3 separate regions of the Homo sapiens genome follow, and all the other regions are linked to region 2. The links are chromatin contacts, found by Hi-C or POLR2A ChIA-PET in ENCODE. All regions are on one chromosome and are shown on one strand. The core of a region is the stretch at or near the end of the contact, and the rest is flanking DNA. Distances in the headings are between cores, read along the strand shown. Region 1 holds the start of LINC01089 (long intergenic non-protein coding RNA 1089). Region 2 holds the start of UBC (ubiquitin C). Region 3 overlaps PXN (paxillin).

What was found. A loop is a pair of places that touch in the nucleus more often than their neighbours do. ChIA-PET counts read pairs that join two places held with the same protein, here RNA polymerase II (POLR2A). Pooled maps may share reads with other maps.
Region 1: a pooled map shows a loop between it and region 2 (9-fold over the local background). The contact joins the promoter of LINC01089 here to the promoter of UBC in region 2. A Hi-C loop is called at or near these places in 2 of 37 single-sample maps with no recorded cell type and 11 of 50 pooled maps. POLR2A ChIA-PET finds 5 or more read pairs at or near these places in 1 of 52 experiments (activated naive CD4-positive, alpha-beta T cell).
Region 3: a pooled map shows a loop between it and region 2 (4-fold over the local background). The contact joins the enhancer-like site here to the promoter of UBC in region 2. A Hi-C loop is called at or near these places in 5 of 50 pooled maps.

Annotation. Positions count from the first base shown.
Region 1 is chr12:121,801,696-121,804,867 of GRCh38, forward strand. LINC01089 (long intergenic non-protein coding RNA 1089) reads right to left here and starts at 1,251. Exons shown (of 4, transcript NR_152740.1): 1 at 936-1,251; 2 at 12-113. It overlaps SETD1B (SET domain containing 1B, histone lysine methyltransferase), which reads left to right and starts at 2,314. Exons shown (of 17, transcript NM_001353345.2): 1 at 2,314-2,538; 2 at 3,029-3,172. The coding sequence starts at 3,043. RefSeq lists silencers at 1,859-2,108, 2,379-2,508, 2,549-2,608.
Region 2 is chr12:124,913,400-124,918,145 of GRCh38, forward strand. UBC (ubiquitin C) reads right to left here and starts at 1,251. Exons shown (of 2, transcript NM_021009.7): 1 at 1,188-1,251; 2 at 1-375. The coding sequence starts at 372. MIR5188 (microRNA 5188) reads left to right here and starts at 2,148; the gene lies at 2,148-2,260. RefSeq lists enhancers at 548-1,505, 830-1,279, 2,604-3,803, 2,903-3,582, 2,944-3,238 and 2 more and silencers at 1,490-1,829, 3,188-3,247.
Region 3 is chr12:120,250,559-120,255,521 of GRCh38, forward strand. All of the region lies in intron 1 of PXN (paxillin), which reads right to left. Among named protein-coding and RNA genes, the nearest start is that of PXN, 13 kb to the right of the region's middle. RefSeq lists an enhancer at 1-36. Within about 2 kb of position 2,998, at least 7 of the 41 ENCODE cell types and tissues checked have a DNase peak (open chromatin) inside an H3K27ac peak, as active enhancers do.

The DNA of each region.
Region 1 (3,172 bases), core at 1-2,500, 3.1 Mb before region 2:
GTTCTTATTACCTTTTTGTAAGTTACACCCTCACGTTCTGCTCCTTCCACTTCTGCAAACTTTCCAGGGTTGGGTAGGCAAAAAGGCGGCTTCGCTGAGGACTGTTTACTGCTCTGGATATAGCAATGGTGTGATCGTCATTAAGAGACAAAAGGCGAAAATACAGTCAAATCAAACAAAAGGCACAAGACGCACCAGCCGCCCAACCACCATAGAAAATACCCCCCACTTAACGTTGGTGTTTGCTGGAACCAGCTAGGACTTGTTTTCCAGTTTTAATCTAGTTTCCTGTGACGGCTTTAGTCTCTCTACACAAAGAAAAGGTCTTCCTTTCCCTCACCCACCAGCTCCCCCCAACCCCCAACACCAAAGACGAGAAAAACAGGGCTGTTTTTCTTCAAATAGATCGATTTTCAAAGAAAGTGTACAAGCTACGGGGAAGAAAGCTGACTAGCATTTAGTGCTGTAAACATTTTCAAAAGCATAAAGCTAGAACCTTAGCTTTATAAAGCAAGATCGTCTCAAGCATCTTAACTGGCTTATATTAGACAAGAGAGACAAAGACATACATGCAGATGAAGGTTCGGAAAATTAAGGACATCTCAGCAACATTAACATCAAAACTGTACTGCGTCAGGACAGAATGGATTGGGTACTTACAATGTAAAAGGTTTTTTAAAAACTAAAAGAGTAACAACTGCTCACAATTTTTTGTTGCTGCCATTTCGCTAGTCCTAAAGCTATATACATTTAAAACATTACCTTGTTAAAAAGAGAGAAGGAGTTAATAAGATGGCCAGGTTTAAGTGTTTAATAGAGGAAACTAGATATATTTAAAAATTTATTGTTCAGTCAAGAGAATACAGATTAAGACAGCTCCAAGCTCCCCCCACCCACCCATAGAACAAAAAGAGGAAAAAAAATATGTCATTTACTTAGGTTTTTTTGGAATTCAAAACTGTTAACTGCTGACATGAATGGTGTGCTATGACCTAGTTATACAAGACAAAGATGGATTCCAAGTCATAAGGAAAAATCCAGATCTTTTTAAAAAGTCTTCTCCAGTCTTCCAACTGTGAGTCCTTGGGCCTGTTGACAAATGTTAAACACACTGAGACGTCCTGAACTGGATGGTAGAGTCAAAGGAAAAACATTCCCCATTTGCAACAAAGGAAAAACCCACTTGGCCATTTAATTCCATTGCAGAAAAATGGCTTCCCTCATCTGTTGGCCTCTCCTTCGTGTCTGATGAAGGATGTTTTGAGATCAGCGTCTAATAACTCAAGCCCTATAGAAGCCGCGCGCTGATTGGCTGCCGCGCCCTGCCGCCCTGCTCCAGCCAATTACCTACCCACGGCCAAATTACAAACCCCGAAAAGAGCCCCAATATGAGCTACACCAGCTCCGAGCCCCGGCGAGGCGGCTCCTGCGCCTCGGCCGCCAGAGAGGAGCGGCAGAGGGGGCTGCAAACGCGTCCTCGCGAAGCCCGGGAGCCTCGGAGTTGAACTCACAAAATGGAAGCCGCGCGCTGATTGGCCGCCGCCACTCCCGGACCTTTAATAAAGAAAGGGGAAGGAAAAGATAAATGCAAAAAAGGGGGACTCTCTCCTCCGCGGGTGGCTGGAGGAAGGGGGGGAAGCATGTGTTCAGGACAATTACAGGGCGCTCCCCTCCAAAAATAAAAACAGAAGAAGGCGTCTATCGCCCAGGTCCAGGCGAGGGCTGCATCCTCCCAGGAATGCGAATGCTAACGTGGTGAACCCTGGTCTCCCTTCCCCAGCTCAGCTCCGGGGAGGGGGTCGCGGGCCGCAGGAGGAAGCCGGAGCGCAGATACCTCGATTGCAACTCCTCTGAGTCGACGCCGGCCTCCCCCCGCGGCTCCCAGCGTCCACACACACCCTCGGCCCCCCAGACCCCAGCCATCTCCCCGGGCCCCGCGCGCCCGCCTCCGGCCCGGGCAGTTTGGAAACAGTTTTGCAGGCCCGGGACGCACGCCGCGGCGGTCGCGGCTCTGAGGGTAGTCCCGGCCGCGGGAGGTAGAGCCCGGGGAGACCCCCTCCCCCGCCAGCCAAGACCCCCACCCCAGTCCCAGAAAAATAAATAAATTAAAAGGCCTTCCCCCGGGGAGGGGGAGGCAGTGTGGGAGCGCGCGAGTGAGGGGTGGGGGGCCGCTGGGGCCCGGGGCTTTGGCGGCGCAGCTGCCGCCGCCGGGAGAGTGCCTGGGGAAGCGGCGAGGAAGGAGAGGGGAGGAGGAAGAGGAGGAGGAGGAGGAAGAGGAGGAGGGTGAGCGCTCGGGTCGGGCTCCTTAGCGGTGTATTGTGGGATGTGCGGCTACTGGGAGCCGAGCCTCCGCCGCCAGCCGCCTCCCGGGCAGCAGCAGCAGCAGCGGCGGCGGCAGCGGCAGCAGCTCCGGGCCCGGCAGCCGCGGCGGCGGCGCCCCCCCTTCCTGGCCCCCGGTCCGGCCGCCCCGGCCTCGGCTCCCTCGGGGGACACCATGTACTGGCTGGCGGCGCAGGGAGGCCGGCGCCCGGCGGGGATGTAAGCGCGGCTCGGGGAGGGAGAGGCCGCGGCCGGCAGCCGGGCGGCCCAAGCCCCCGGCCCCGGCCCTGGCCCGAGCGGGCGAGCGGGCGGGCGGGCGGCGGCGCCGCCAGGCCCTGCCGCCAGCCTCGCGCCAGAGCCGGGCCGAGCTAGCGGGTGAGCGCCACGCCGGGCGGCCGGGCGGGCACCATGGGCCGGAGTCCGCGTCCTCCGGGCGCCCCGGGCCCCGCCAGCCCGCCCAGGGGACCCCCGGGAGCCCCTCGCTGCCGCCCCGAGACGGTGGCCGAGCGGGCGGGCGCGTAATTCTCCCGGAAGGGTTATTCTCTCGCTCCATTCTTGTTTTGGGGGGAGCCAGCGAGACAGCTCCTTTCGGGGCGCGCTGGCAAGGTGGGAGGGGGTGGGGGCCTGCCGATTGGATTCTTTCGCGTGTGTGTAGAAGCGGCCGCCGCCGCCGCCGCGGCGGAGACGACAACAACTTGCTGGTTTTCAGGTTGGGTTAACGGCATGGAGAACAGTCACCCCCCCCACCACCACCACCAGCAGCCCCCGCCGCAGCCCGGCCCTTCGGGCGAGAGGAGGAACCACCATTGGAGAAGTTACAAGTTGATGATTGACCCGGCTCTGAAAAAGGGGC
Region 2 (4,746 bases), core at 1-2,500:
CTTTCCGGCAAAGATCAACCTCTGCTGGTCAGGAGGAATGCCTTCCTTGTCCTGGATCTTTGCTTTGACGTTCTCGATGGTGTCACTGGGCTCGACCTCAAGGGTGATGGTCTTGCCAGTGAGTGTCTTCACGAAGATTTGCATCCCACCTCTGAGACGGAGCACCAGGTGCAGGGTGGACTCTTTCTGGATGTTGTAGTCAGACAGGGTGCGCCCATCTTCCAGCTGTTTTCCAGCAAAGATCAGCCTCTGCTGGTCAGGAGGGATGCCTTCCTTATCTTGGATCTTTGCCTTGACATTCTCGATGGTGTCACTGGGCTCAACCTCGAGGGTGATGGTCTTACCAGTCAGAGTCTTCACGAAGATCTGCATTGTCTAACAAAAAAGCCAAAAACGGCCAGAATTTAGCGGACAATTTACTAGTCTAACACTGAAAATTACATATTGACCCAAATGATTACATTTCAAAAGGTGCCTAAAAAACTTCACAAAACACACTCGCCAACCCCGAGCGCATAGTTCAAAACCGGAGCTTCAGCTACTTAAGAAGATAGGTACATAAAACCGACCAGAGAAACTGACGCCTCACTTATCCCTCCCCTCACCAGAGGTCCGGCGCCTGTCGATTCAGGAGAGCCTACCCTAGGCCCGAACCCTGCGTCCTGCGACGGAGAAAAGCCTACCGCACACCTACCGGCAGGTGGCCCCACCCTGCATTATAAGCCAACAGAACGGGTGACGTCACGACACGACGAGGGCGCGCGCTCCCAAAGGTACGGGTGCACTGCCCAACGGCACCGCCATAACTGCCGCCCCCGCAACAGACGACAAACCGAGTTCTCCAGTCAGTGACAAACTTCACGTCAGGGTCCCCAGATGGTGCCCCAGCCCATCTCACCCGAATAAGAGCTTTCCCGCATTAGCGAAGGCCTCAAGACCTTGGGTTCTTGCCGCCCACCATGCCCCCCACCTTGTTTCAACGACCTCACAGCCCGCCTCACAAGCGTCTTCCATTCAAGACTCGGGAACAGCCGCCATTTTGCTGCGCTCCCCCCAACCCCCAGTTCAGGGCAACCTTGCTCGCGGACCCAGACTACAGCCCTTGGCGGTCTCTCCACACGCCTCCGTCCCACCGAGCGGCCCGGCGGCCACGAAAGCCCCGGCCAGCCCAGCAGCCCGCTACTCACCAAGTGACGATCACAGCGATCCACAAACAAGAACTGCGACCCAAATCCCGGCTGCGACGGAACTAGCTGTGCCACACCCGGCGCGTCCTTATATAATCATCGGCGTTCACCGCCCCACGGAGATCCCTCCGCAGAATCGCCGAGAAGGGACTACTTTTCCTCGCCTGTTCCGCTCTCTGGAAAGAAAACCAGTGCCCTAGAGTCACCCAAGTCCCGTCCTAAAATGTCCTTCTGCTGATACTGGGGTTCTAAGGCCGAGTCTTATGAGCAGCGGGCCGCTGTCCTGAGCGTCCGGGCGGAAGGATCAGGACGCTCGCTGCGCCCTTCGTCTGACGTGGCAGCGCTCGCCGTGAGGAGGGGGGCGCCCGCGGGAGGCGCCAAAACCCGGCGCGGAGGCCGCTGCACCGGGAGCGGGTGGGCGGCCCGCGTTCCTTAGCCGCGGCTCCGCGGCCCCTCCCCTCAGCCCCCGCGGTCCCCTCGGGTCGCGAACCCCGCGTTCGGCGGACGTGGGGCACGCAGCGAGCGCCTTCTGCAGAGTCGGGGTCTCCCTCCCCTCCCTCCTGACCCGCCCTGGCCCACCCTGCGAGATGGACGGGTCTTTATTTTTGGGTCACATTTGAGGTAATGACGGGGCTTCCTTTGCTCAGCCCCCTTCAACCTCCCTGAGCCTCCCAGGCCGGTCGCGGGGGGCTCCCGGGGCCGCGGGACAAGGACAATGACTCGGCAGATCTCAGGGCGGGCGTGGCCCTAAAGCTGGGGAACGCTCGAGAACTTTCCAGGGGAGACACTGCAGAGGAGCTGGGTGTCCAGGTTAAATTTGGAAAAAAGAGGCGGAAACCCCACACAGTTTTATTTTAGCTGGAACGCAAGGCTGAGCGAACGACATCCTTCTAGACTGTTCTTCCACCTTCCTGTACATTCTGAGGGCCAGGTATGGAAAGGTCCTACTTGATGCCAACAGGGAGGCATGGAAATTTCTCTGGTTTCAATGGGTACGATTATTGTAAGCAGGATCCATTCAATAATCGGACCCATTTAAACCGGAGATTTTAAAAGACAGGAATAGAATCCCAACCTTATTTCAGTGCAGGGTAGGGTGTCAAATATGAAATGTAATTCTACAGGGCAATTCTATTTTGGTAAAAGAAGTGGGGAGAAAAGCATCACCAGCCAGCTTTTTAAATTTTTACCACAACCTATTTTGTGATCCCTACGTGTCATTTCTTCAGTATATTTTTTAAATGTTTTAAAATATACGAACATGGTGAGATTTTTTAAATGTGTCTTTTTAAAGTGTACAGTGAAAAGTCTCCCTCATGCCCTCAATTTCCCAGCCACTGTTCCTTCTGGACTCTTCTACAAATAGTCCCTGTTTCTACAAATGTATTGGAGGTAGGGAGGCTATTTTGATTTCTACCCTTAAAAGCTTCAAAAAAAAGAGAAAAAGAGGCTACCAACTGAAAAATATTTTGCCATTAGGAAAAGGCTGCATTCTTGTTTTAAGTTATGAACATTACATTATTTAAACGGCAGACTTAAAATATGCATCAAAGCAAAATGAACCTGCTATATATTTTCTATGGTAACCCATGTTTCTGTGTATTTATGAAAATCCAAGATCTGTGCATTGTTCAAAACAGACTTTGACATCTCCAATTTTTAACATTTTAAAGAGAATGAATTCATGTGTTACTGGGAAATTAAAACGAATAATAAAAGTGTCATTTTCCAGGATTGGCAGGATACCCCAGTGATTTCCAATACACATTTCTGCAAAGTTTTTGTTTTTTGTTTTTCCCCTACATTTCGGGAAGGAGTTTTGAAGGGATTAAAAAGCTGAGATTCTTTCTGAGGTGACCAGGCCTGGCTTTCAACCACGCCCTGGTTGCTTTTGGCTGTTACTCTGCTGCAAGCCTTGTGATTCATGTTGTTTAAAGGCTGAGTCACCAGCTTTGTGACATAGCTTTTTTCAGAGTCCAAAAGGTACAGAGAAAAAACAGCCCTAACTGCAGAGGCAGGGGCGGGAGAGGAGGACAGGAGGAGGAAAAAGGAAGAAGAGGGGATGAGGGTAGGGTGGGTAATGGGCCAAAGGTTAGCTGCAAAGAGAAACCAATGTTGTCTCTAGCAGAAAAAAATTATTGAAAACATCCCAGCATTCCCTGACTTAAATGGTTATTGAAGCAAACAGAAATAAACCTTTCTCCAAAGTCACTGAGGTGACAGGGAAGAAAATGGCCTCCCAAAACGCAGGTGTCTGATGTTTCTCTACAACAATGGTTCTCAACAAGGAGTGATTTGCTCTTTCAGGGGACATTTGGCAATATCTGGAGATATTCTTGGTTGTCACAACTCAGGGGAGGTTAGGGGATGCTACTACTAATACTAGCACTGTTGGTAGACACCAGGGATGCCACTGAACATTCTATGAGGGACAGTCCCCCACAACAAAGAATTATCAGACCCAACATATTAATAGTGCTGAAATTAAGAAACCCTGTCCTACAAAGGATTTTTGTTGTTGCAACAACTGCTTTTCTGTTTTCCGAAAGGGTTCCCAAAGTCTAAATGTCCCACTTGGACTCAGGAGTCAGGTATCAAGTCACGCTCTTAAAACCTAAACCCTGCTGACCTAGAATGCGATGTGCTAGAATGTGCAAGAATCGGGATGAGTCACTGGATCCGTTTTCAGTTCGTTCCACCCACAGATCCGTCCTTTGCAGGCGCCCCAGAAAAGATTGCTTCAGAGCTGGCACCAATGGAGAAGGGACAGAGGCCCAGCAACAGGGCGGGATTGGCAGGCGGAAGGGAGCGTGTGATGAGCTGAGCTCACAAAGGGCCGGGGTGCTGGGCTGCAGCTGGGGAGGGCGGGGTTGGATCAGCGCCTGCTCCTCCGCCTTCGTTTTTCCCCTCCCCCTAAGGATTCAGTTCCCCCTTCTGAAATTCACCACCTTGTATGTGACTTAATCCAGCCCCATGAAACTGTCTGAGAGCATGAGTGAGGGTCAACAAACTTGCTTCCCCCAAGAAAAAGGGTGGAATCAGAGAGGTGGTGGGAAGGGTTTGCCTTGCTTTGTCATCGCTTATATAACCATAAAAGGTTGTCAAGGACGCCTGCAGGTTAGAGGCCTGGCAAACAGGAAGTAAAAAAAAAAAACCTGGGGAATGTGTTCTTCTTCCTGTTTCTGCTTGTGCTGTATAACTGTGTGGTGGAACACAAACCGCTCCAGCTTAAAAATAACCCATTCATCTCAGCGGTCAAAACCGGACTTAGCTAGTCTCCAAATTTGCCTACTTTAGGAACATTAGGAAGTTATTTAACCTATTTGGGCTTTGTTTGTGTCGTCGTTTGGTTTTGTCTTAAAATTGTGGTAAAATACACATAAAATTTACCATTCTTAAGTGTACATTTCTGTAGCATGAAGTACATTCAGTATTGTGCATCAGCCATCACCACCAAGCCATTTCTGGAGCTCTTTTCGTCTTGCAAAACAAACTCTGTCCCCATGAAAAACTGATTCCCCATTTCTCCCTCCCACCAGCCCCTGGCATCCACCATTCT
Region 3 (4,963 bases), core at 1,748-4,247, 4.7 Mb before region 2:
TTAGTGTTAGATGAGCGATTAGTATAAACCAAGCCACCAAGCCACCTCCTCCCCCACCACTTCCTCATGAAAGCCACCAAAGAGGCTCAGGGGAAATTAAAAGTCATATAACCAAAACCCAACTTAACACCACCAGCCCAAGGGTGTGGCCATTTCACCTCCACAGCAGAGTTCCAAACATTCTCCAACCCATGGCGCCATGAAGAGTCCTAAATCACATTCTTCCAGAAAGTAACTGAAGTCAGATTCTTCCCCCAGGCCTAGCTAAGCAACCAAACAGGGCCAATTGCACTAAGTGCCCACCAAGGCCACGGGAAATGCAGCCAACCTAAAGATGAAGTGGAAGCTTAAATTCGAAGAGTGGGCCAGGTGCAATGGCTCACGTCTGTAATCCCAACACTTTGGGAGGCCGAGGTGAGCAGATCACTTGAGGCCAGGAGTTCAAGACCAGCCTGGCCAACATGGCGAAACCCCATCTCTACTAAAAATACAAAAAATTAGCTGGGTGTGATGGCAGGTGCCTGTGATCCCAGCTACTCGGGAGGCTGAGGCAGGAGAATCACTTGAACCCAGGAGGTGGAGGTTGCAATGAGCTGAGATCACGCCACTGCACTCCAGCCTGGGCAACGGAACGAGACTCTGTCTCAAAAAAAATCAATTAATTAAAAAATAAATAAGGCCCGGCATGGTGGCTCACGCCTGTAATCCCAGCACTTTGGGAGGCCAAGGCAGGTGGATCACTTGAGGTCAGGAGTTTGAGACCAGCCTGGCGAACATGGTGAAACCCCACCTCTACCAAAACTACAAAAAACAGCCAGCATAGTGGCGCATGCCTGTAATCCCAGCTACTCAGGAGGCTGAGGCAGGAGAATCACTTGAACATGGGAGGTGGAGGCTGCAGTGAGCTGAGATCACGCCCCTGCACTCCAGCCTGGATGACAAAGCAAGACTCCATCTCAATAAATAAATAAACAAACAGGCCGCTGCGGTGGCTCACTCCTGTAATCCCAGCACTTTGGGAGGTGAGGTGGGCAGATCATTTGAGGTCAGGAATTCAAGACCAGCCTGGCCAACATGGTGAAACGCTGTCTCCACTAAAAATACAAAAATTAGCTGGGCGTGGTCGTGGGCGCCTGTAATCCCAGCTATTTGGGAGGCTGAGGCAGGAGAATTGCTTGAACCCGGGAGGCAGAGACTGCAGTGAGCCAAGATTGTGCCACTGTACTCCAGCCTGGGCAACAGAGCGAGACTTGGTCTCAAAAATAAATAAACAAACAAACAAATAAATGCCAAGAGAATGATACCAAAAGCCAAACCCTCCACCCCAGGAGTTGTCAAGATTATCCCAAGAATGAACGATAACCATCACCAGTTACTGAGCACTTTGAAAGTATTTCGGGAAAGTATGTCAGGAAATGCACCTATTTCATGGATTAGGAGACCAAGGCTCAGAGTGTAAAGTGATCTGCCAGGGTCACACAAGTAGTAGGCAACAGCATTGATACAGAACCAAGTGTGGCTGATGTCAGAGGCTGGGTTCTATGCCACCTCCCCACCCCAAACCCAGAGAGAACTCAGGTTCTCCAGAGGAGGAAGTGGTTTGCTGCAGGCTCAGCATCACTGTGGGTGTCGCAGTTCATACCCATTTAATCACCAACCACCATCAAGTAGTTATTAAGTGACCGCAGAGAGAACAGCACAGTGCTTGGTGGCAAGGGGTATTTGAAAGGCAGATAAAATCCCTGTCTTCAAAGAGCTTACGGGGCAGAGCGGGAGACAGAAGAAAGCCTAATTTACACAGATCTGTAAAGTTTTACCTTAGCAGGAGGGTCAACAGGCTGGTTAGTTTTATCGGGGAAAAAAGCCTTCTCAAAAAGGTGGATTCAGCTAAGATTTTAAAGGCAGAGGGTAAGGTGAGTCAGGAGAAGGCTATTTTCTGCAACTTGAACCAACATCTAGACTCAAGGCAGAACTGAGTGGTTGGCATGGTCAGAAGTCAAATGTAATTCAGAGACTGCAATACAAGATACCCCCTAGATCTGGCAACTGCATTTGTCATTAAACATCGAGCACAGAGAGTTCTTAGAATCCCCCAAAGCAGGGGCCAAGTAGGAATATGTGTGAGGCAAGTGAGACCCAATGTAGGCAACAGAGAGGGTCAAATACAAGGCTGGAGCTATTGAGGTTAACCAAGTGGTGACACAGAGTACACACATCCCATGAAGCCTGATCTGATTTTTCAAAAGAAACGACATGTAATGAAACTCCGTCTCTACTAAAAATACAAAAATTAGATGGGCGTGGTGGCGGGCGCCTGTAATCCCAACTACTCGGGAGGTTGAGGTAGGAGAATTGCTTGAACCCAGGAGGCGGAGGTTGCAGTTGAGCCGAGATCATGCCACTGCACTCCAGCCTGGGTGACGCAGTGAGACTCTGTCTCAAAAAAAAAAAAAAAAAAAAAAGGAACAACATGGACTTTTTGGTGCAATCTCCTGATGTTTTAAATGTTGGCAACTAATTTGGAATATTTTGAATACCATGCAGACCAAGCAACAAGGGTCTGCAGACCAAATCTGACCCGTAGATTTCTGATTTCTACCTTGAGGTTTCCCATATGAAAAACCAGAAAGAAGACCAGGCATAGTGGCTCACGCCTGTAATCCCAGCTCTTTGGAAGGCCAAGGCAGGTGGATCACCTGAGGTCAGGAGTTTGAGACTAGCCTGACCATTATGGTGAAACCCCGTCTCTACTAAAAATATGAAAAGTAGCCAGGCATGATGGCACACGCCTGTAGTCTCAGCTACTCAGGAGGCTGAGACAGGAGAATTGCTTGAACCCCAGAGGCGGAGGTTGCAGTGAGCTGAGATCACGCCACTGCACTCTAGCCTGGGTGACAGAGCGAGACTCCATCTCAAAAAAGAAAAAAAAGAAAAAGAAAAAAGAGACCGGGCTAGTTGTGGGAAGACCCACCCAAGGTGCAGGTTCTTGCATCATTGCCTGTGGTAACACTGGGTGTGTTCCCTTCCCCTAACTCCTCTGGGCTTCAGTTTAGCTTCCTCTGAAAGTAGAAAATAACTACTATCTACCTCAAAGGGTGGCTATCAGAACCATATAAAAAATGATCGTCAATGGACAAATAATTAAAATGTGGTTTATACATCCATTGTATATAGATACAGTGAATTATTCAGCCTTAAAAAGGGAGATTCTGCCCATTTGCCACAGCATGGAAGGACGTGCTAAGTAAGATAAGCCAGACACAACAAGAAAAACATTGCATGATCTCACTTATATGTACTATATACATATATTTATTTATTTATTATTTTACTTATTTTTGAGATCGAGTCTTTCTCTGTCACCCAAGCTGGAGTGCAGTGGCGTGATCTTGGCTCATTCCAGCCTCCACCTCTTGGGTTCAGGCGATTCTCCTGCCTCAGGCTCCCAAGTGGCTGAGACTACAGGCCCGTGCCACCACGCTTGGCTAATTTTTATATTTTTGGTAGAGAGGGTTTCGCCATGTTGGCCAGGCTGGTCTCGAACTCCTAACCTCAGATGATCCACCCACCTCAGCCTCCCAAAGTGCTGGGATTACAGGCGTGAGCCACCACGTCCAGTCCAATATATATATTTATATATCTATAAAGAGGTCAAATACAGAGATCGAGAATGAAACAGTGGTTACTATGGGTGGAAGTGGAGAATGGGGAGACGTGGGTCAAAGAATACTAAGTAGCAGATACACGAGATGCACAAGTTTAGAAATCTAATGTATGATATGAGGGCTGAAGTTAAGAAAATCGTACTCGGGATTTTCGGATTTTTGTTACATAAGTAGATTTAGCTGCTCTTGGCACACAGGAAAGTAGCTGTGAGATGACTGACAGGTTAATCTGCTTCACTTTAGCAACCACCTTACTATCTGTACGTATCCTATGACAACATGTTGTAAACCTCGAATATACACAATAAGGTTTAGTGGTTCTTTTGTTTTTGTTTTGTTTTTTTTGAAATGGAGTCTCGCTCTGTCACCCAGACTGGAGTGCAATGGTGTGATCTCGGCTCACTGCAACCTCCGCCTCCCAGGTTCAAGAGATTCTCCTGCCTCAGCCTCCCAAATAGCTGGAATTACAGGCACGTGCCACCACGCCCAGCTAATTTTTGTAATTTTAGTAGAGACGGGGTTTCACCATGTTGGCCAGGCTGGTCTTGATCTCTTGACCTCAAGATCCACCTGCCTTGGCCTCCCAAAGTGCTGGGATTACAGGTGTGAGCCACAATGCCCGGCCTAAGGTTTAGTTTTTTAAAAAATAAAGAAGCACATGAAAATATTTCCTCAAGCTTAACGTGCTACACAAATGCCCATTATCTAATACAGGCCCAGAGAAGAGAGGGGGCGCTAACAGAGAACAGGCAGTAGATGGGGCCTGGGAGAGTGAAAAGGAAATGAGAAGGGAGTAGATGAGAAGGGAGAGTGGAAAGGAAATGAGTTGAGTCTCTGCTGGTGCGCAGACCGGAAGAATCTGGACAATAGAATTCACGTCAGGGGTGGAAATATAAATTTGGGAGTCACCAGCACACAGGTTATAAAAGAGGTCATGCAGTTGATTAACTGACCGAGGTGCATAGTTGAAAAACAAGGAGTTCAGAGAAATCCTTTGGGAAAACACCCAGGTGCACCTCCACTCAGGGATCAGAGGAGACTTGGGAAAAGAAGGTGGGAGGGTCTCTGGAGAAGCAAGCGGAGCTTAAGGAAGGGAGAAAAAAATATGCAGCTAAAGGGTGAGACAGGTGTCTCAGCAAAAGAGCAAACGTGGAAGAATGGGTCAGACTGTGTTAAAATTTAAAAAGGAACAGGCCGGGCGCGGTGGCTCACACCTGTAATCCCAGCACTGGGAGACCGAGGCAGGCAGATCACAAGGTCAAGAGTTCAAGACCAGCCTGGCCACTATGGTGAAACCC